2 separate regions of the Homo sapiens genome follow, and region 1 is linked to region 2. A link is a contact called in ENCODE Hi-C data. All regions are on one chromosome and are shown on one strand. The core of a region is the stretch at or near the end of the contact, and the rest is flanking DNA. Distances in the headings are between cores, read along the strand shown. Region 1 holds the start of THRA (thyroid hormone receptor alpha). Region 2 holds the start of STAC2 (SH3 and cysteine rich domain 2).

Region 1 (2,700 bases), core at 90-2,589, 840 kb before region 2:
GGTGACAGCAACTCCTCCTTGCCCCAGTGTGTGACAGCATCTACGTGTGACCCTGTGCGTGGGTATGTGCATGGATCGGTCCCCATGCTCTTGGTCTCCCATGGGTATATCCCACCCCTCAGAGCTCCACGGTGCAGCAGCAGCCTGTCTCTTCCCTTGTCCCCATGTGGGTGTGTCCAGTAGCTCCTGTCCTTGAGTCTGCCTGGGTGTCCCTGGATGTGCATGTGGCTGTCTGTGTGGACATATCTCTGTGTCTGCGTGTCACTTTTGCTTCCCCCCTCATTTTGGACAACAGCCCCCTTCATCCCCTCCCCCTCCTGGAGCCAAAGCCAGCACTGAGGGGCAGGCTCCCACCTCACTGGCTTTCCTTCTGTGTCCCCCACCCCCACCCCTGGAACGGTGGTTCTTTCAATTGCCCCTGTCATCCCCCCAGGCCTTTCTTTCACGCTGGACAAGGGAGGGCCCCAGATGGAGAAGGGGCACCAGAGACACGTTGCAAGGGGAGGGAAACAAGGTGGGGTACACACACACAGGTCCATTTCTCCCTCTCCTCCCCAGCCAGCAACTCTCCTAATCATCTAGGCACCACCAAGTACACCCCTTCCACACACACATTCCCCCCCAACAACCGCGTTTTTGCAATTAGCAGTGTTGCAACCAGACAGCCATGCTCAACCGGGAGGCGGGTGAGGCGGGGGAACTTCCCTCTCCCCGGACCCGTGCAAGCCCACCCGCGCCACCGCACTCATACTGCCCTCCGCAGCTGGAGGCAGCTTTGCAAAGGCCACTCGGGCCTCAGAGGCTAGGGGTGGGGGCTGGGGGGGCAGGCCTCCGGCGCACCGTAAACAAACCGCGGCGCGGCGGGCGGGGGAGCTCCGGCGGCCGGCAACGGGGCCCGGCCCGGGAATGCGCAGCAGACTGGCCGGACAGAGGCCGGGCGGGCCCTCCAGGGGGAGGCTCGGACGCCATCTCCGCCTGCGAACCCCGGGGCCCAGCGACCTCCTAGCAACACCTCCCTTCCCCAGGGCGTCAGTTGCAAGCTCCCGGGCTCGTGACAGGGTCACTGGGGCGCCAGGAAAGGCTGAGGCTGGCAGCAGGCACCCCCTGGGCGCCCCTAGCCCGCCTGGGAGCTGGCCACGGAGCCCCGCGGCTTTGCATAATCAATCGCAAGGCATTTGCATATTAATGCCCCCTCGCTCCCTCCTCCTTACCTCGGCGTGGCGCGCCGGACCGGGCTGGGCAGCGACGCGGGGGTCTCAGCGCCCCGTGCTGGGGGCGTCCATGGGGGGCCGGTGGGGCCCGGGCCGCCCGCCTCCTGCGCCCGGGTGTGAGTGCGAGTGAGCGCGGGGGGGGCGGGGGGCGAGTGTGGCGGCCCCGCGGCTCCTCCGGCAGAGGCGGCGGCCGCTCTGGCTCCTCCCTCCCCCGCCCCGCTCCGGCTGGGGCTCGGGCTCGGCGCGCCCGGCCGGCTCGCGGCTGCTCCCTGCAGGCCGCCTCGCCGCCGCCCGCCCCCGCCCCCCGCCCCCTGCCGCGCCCCGGGACCCCCGCCAGAGGTCCGGCCGCCCCTCGGCCGCCTCTGCCCCGCCCCGCTCGGACTCGCCCTCCCCAGCCCGGGCGGCTCCCGCAGGAGTGGGTACTTGGTGACATATTTTGGAAAAGATGTCATTAAAAAATAGCCTTTGCTTGCCGGGAGAATTGGGGGGTTTTCGGGTGTGCACCGTGAGGGTGGAGGAGGAAGTATCGACGAGCAGCCTGCACCTTATACATCGGGGAGAAAGTCTAAACACCAAACGCTTGCAGGTGTAGTTTGTTTGGGAGTTCGGGTCCCTTCTCCGCCGGTAACTCACTGTGTGACCTTGACAAATCGCCACTGCTGTCGGGGGCAGAGCTTCCTCAAGCTTCAGCTGCGAGGGCTGGGCAGGTGACCCCTGATGTCCTTTTAACTTCAATCATCTTACGTTTTTCATCCTTGTGGGGGTTCATTCCCTGTTACCTCCCTCCCCTCTCATTTCTAACATCAATACCGATCCACTGCCTCCCTTTTCCAACGTCACCCTTCTCCATATAGGCTCTTTCTATTCTCTGTCACCAGCCATTTCCCCCAACAATCTGCTCCCTCTCCTGAGCTCGGGGAGGGGACAAGATCTGCCATACCCCCTCAATTCCTAGCTCCCGGGTGGTGGTATTTCCCCCCATGTTTGCTCCCACAAAAATCCAAATGGTACCAGAGTCAATCTAAGGAAGACGGTGGGCTGCATACAAATGGACCCCCTAACCCAACCCAAAGGAGAGGTCTCCACCATGCCAGCCCCACCCCCAGCACACACATACACACACCACACACCTGCATTCATGGACATAAAACCAACCCAGTGACGCCAGAGCACCTTTCATCTCAGGATCTCCTAGCGCCAGGCCGAGCCCTAATTACCCCAGCACCCCCCTGGCCCCGCCGGTTCCCCTGCTGTCATTAGCCCAGTTTTACCAGCGGGGGCCACAGCCTTCCCACGGCTCTCAGGGTGGGGCCCTGGCTACATAGTCTGCTCTTGGGGAGGGGTGTGTGTGTGAGTGTGTGTGTGTGTAAGTGTGTGTGTGTTAGGGGGAGCTGCTCGGCTAATCGCCCAGTTTATACTGGGCAGAGTCACTTGGCGAGTGTGGGATTCTGAGCCACAGCTTACCCAAGTTGGGCTGCCCTTGCTCATG
Region 2 (2,700 bases), core at 150-2,649:
AGATAATCAACATGCATTAGAAGAGGTATCTTGGTCAGGTGTGGTGGTTCACACCTGTAATCCCAGCACTTTGGGAGGCTGAGGCAGGAGGGTCACTTGAGCCTAGGAGTTTAAGACTAGCCTGGGCAACATAGCGAGACTCCATCTCTACAAAAAATTTTAAAATTAGCTGGGTGCAGTGGCATGTGCCTGTGGTCCCAGCTACTTGGGAGGGTTGAGCCCAGGAGGTCCAGGCTACAGTGAGGTGTGATCAAGCCACTGCACTACAGCCTGGCCAATAGAGCAAGATCCTGTCTCCAAAAAAAAAAAAAAAAAAAAAAAAAAAAAAAGAAGAAGAAGAGAAGGAGAAGAAGAAATATTGGAAATATCTTGAACGGGCACAGTGGCTCACGCCTGTAATCCCAATACGTTGGGAGGCCAAAGTGAGAAGATCGCTTGAGCCCAGGAGTTGGAGATCATCCTGTGTAACATAGCAAGACTTGTCTCTACCAATAAATTTTAAAAATTAGCCAGGCATGGTGGCGTATGCCTGTGGTCCCAGCAACTAGAGAGGCTGAGGTGGGAGGATTGCTTGAGCCTAGGAGTTTGAGACTGCAGTGAGTTATGATCGCACCACTGCACTCCAGCCTGGGTGAAAGAGTGAAACCCTGTCTCTAAATAAAAAAATAAAAAAATAAAAAATAGAAGGTTATTGTGGAGAGAGGGGCACCTTGGAAGGTGATGGTGAGGACCTCTTCCCCCACCTCTCTGTATTATCCCCTGATCTAACTCCAGTTGTGGTAGGATCTTTAGGAGGGGAGCGTGTCTCAGAGAAGTTTGGGGACTTTGGGTGTGAGGACTGAGCCCCCATCTCTGCTGAAGTTCAGACGCCAAGACTGGAAGGGGATAGAGTCATCCGGCTTTCCATCACAAGGAGGAATTGTCCGGCCTGGCCTTTGACACATACACCATAGTCCAGTTGTGTGTATATTTGGAGAGAGCCTTTTCAGGGTATAAAGGCATCCAATTAATGGCACAGATGGGTCCCCATTCTTCCTTCACCAACCTCTGGCATCTATCAATCTTCGCTCTTTGGAAGTCCTAGCTTCGATCTCACTCTCCGCTATCTTGCTGCGGCCCCAACCTATTTCTATTCCCTGCAACCCATCCAGACGCTACTATGATCTCCCCAAGCTTCCCTCAATCTGGTCACGCCCCTCCATCCCGGGTTTTTCAGTGTGAAACTCCCTCCTCCGCTTCTTTCCCCGCCAAGCCCCGCCCCATCGTGTCGAGCCCCCCAAGACTCCGCCCAGTTCGCCCTCCTGGCCACCGAGGCAGCCAATAGCTGAGAGCCTGATTTGCAGGGCTGCGCGGGGGAGCGGCGTAGGGCAGGGGGCGGGACCAGGCGACCTCCTAAATCAAAGTTGGGCGGCGAGGACTGGGCGGAGGGGCCGCCGGGTGCCGGGCTGGGGCCGGCGGGGGAGGGGAGGGGATGGGGGGCGGGCGCAGCGGACGGCGGAGCCGGCTGGACACGGACAGCTCCTTGGCTCCCTCCCTCGGCTCATCCCCGCGGCCCCACTTCCCTCCTCCCCGCGCTGCGAGCAGCATCCTCTGCAGACCCTCGGTCCTCGCGCCCGGGGTCGTCCCGCTCCTGCGGCTCAGCGTGGTGGCCTCCCCTCGCCCGCCACCCCGGCAACTTTCTCTGCCCGCTCCCGCGGGTTGGGGGCTGCCGTGCCGGGGGCTAACTGGGGGCAGCCTCTGGAGAACGGCTTCAGAGTCCCGGAGACGCCCGCCACCCGCAGCCTGCCCGCGGTGGGCCTGCCGTCGGATCTCGGCACCCTCTCCTCCCCTCTCCCCGAACCATGACCGAGATGAGCGAGAAGGAGAACGAACCGGATGACGCGGCCACCCACAGCCCCCCAGGGACCGTCTCCGCCCTCCAGGAAACCAAGGTAACTTGGGGGGCGCAAGGCCTGTCCGCGCCCCGGGCCCGGGCGCCCTCTTCCCGGCGGGGTCCTCCTGTGGGCCCGGGCGTCCTAGGGTCGCGGTCGCGAGGCCCGCGTGACCACTGAGGCTCCGCGCCGCTCCCGGGGGTAGGAGTGGGTTGGCGACGAGGGGCCACAAGGAGCCCCCGATCACACCGGCACCGCACGCCCGCGCGCGCCATCGCGACCTTCTGGGGAGGCGGCCACTGGTCTTCGTTGGAGAGATGGGCGCAGCGAGGCCGGAGGGCGCGCGTGGAGCGGTGCGGGCGGGGTACGCGCCCGGCTGTGCGTGCGAGGCGCACCCTCCAGCGGCCGCCGGGTCCCAGTCCCGGGCTCAGTCCGCGCCTCTATCCTCGCTCGTGTCTCTGAATTTGTCTCTACAACCTGCGTGTCTGTGTCTTGGTGTCTCTGTGTGCGTCTCTCCCCGTCTCTCCCGGCGTCTCCGGGTGTTTATCTCCGCGTCTCAGGGCGTCTCTCCCTGCCCCTCCGCAGTCCTGCATTCCCCGCTCCTAGCCCTGTTGGGCTCGGGGACGCGAGGCCGCGGCCGGGGGTGCGCAGCTGCGGAGTCCGCGAGGGGGCCTGCAGCAGCGCCGGCCGTCGGTCACGGGCGAGGACGGGGGCCTGCGGTTGTGGCTCCAGACCAGAAAGACAGGCAGCCCCGCGCCCCACCACGGGAGCGGGACCAGAGGAGGGGGAGCGGGTAGAAGCAAAAAGAGAAGTCATCGTAATTAATGAA

The links. Hi-C counts contacts between places; a loop is a spot of excess contacts on that map.
Region 1: a loop to region 2 is called in a map of ovary, with 6 times the contacts of the local background. The contact joins the promoter of THRA here to the promoter of STAC2 in region 2. A Hi-C loop is called at or near these places in 1 of 168 maps with a recorded cell type or tissue (ovary).

Annotation. Positions count from the first base shown.
Region 1 is chr17:40,061,604-40,064,303 of GRCh38, reverse strand. THRA (thyroid hormone receptor alpha) reads right to left here and starts at 1,339. Exons shown (of 9, transcript NM_199334.5): 1 at 1,212-1,339. RefSeq lists silencers at 837-936, 1,137-1,296, 1,337-1,516 and enhancers at 1,967-2,552, 2,553-2,700.
Region 2 is chr17:39,224,644-39,227,343 of GRCh38, reverse strand. STAC2 (SH3 and cysteine rich domain 2) reads left to right here and starts at 1,399. Exons shown (of 11, transcript NM_198993.5): 1 at 1,399-1,931. The coding sequence starts at 1,842. RefSeq lists an enhancer at 1,641-2,141.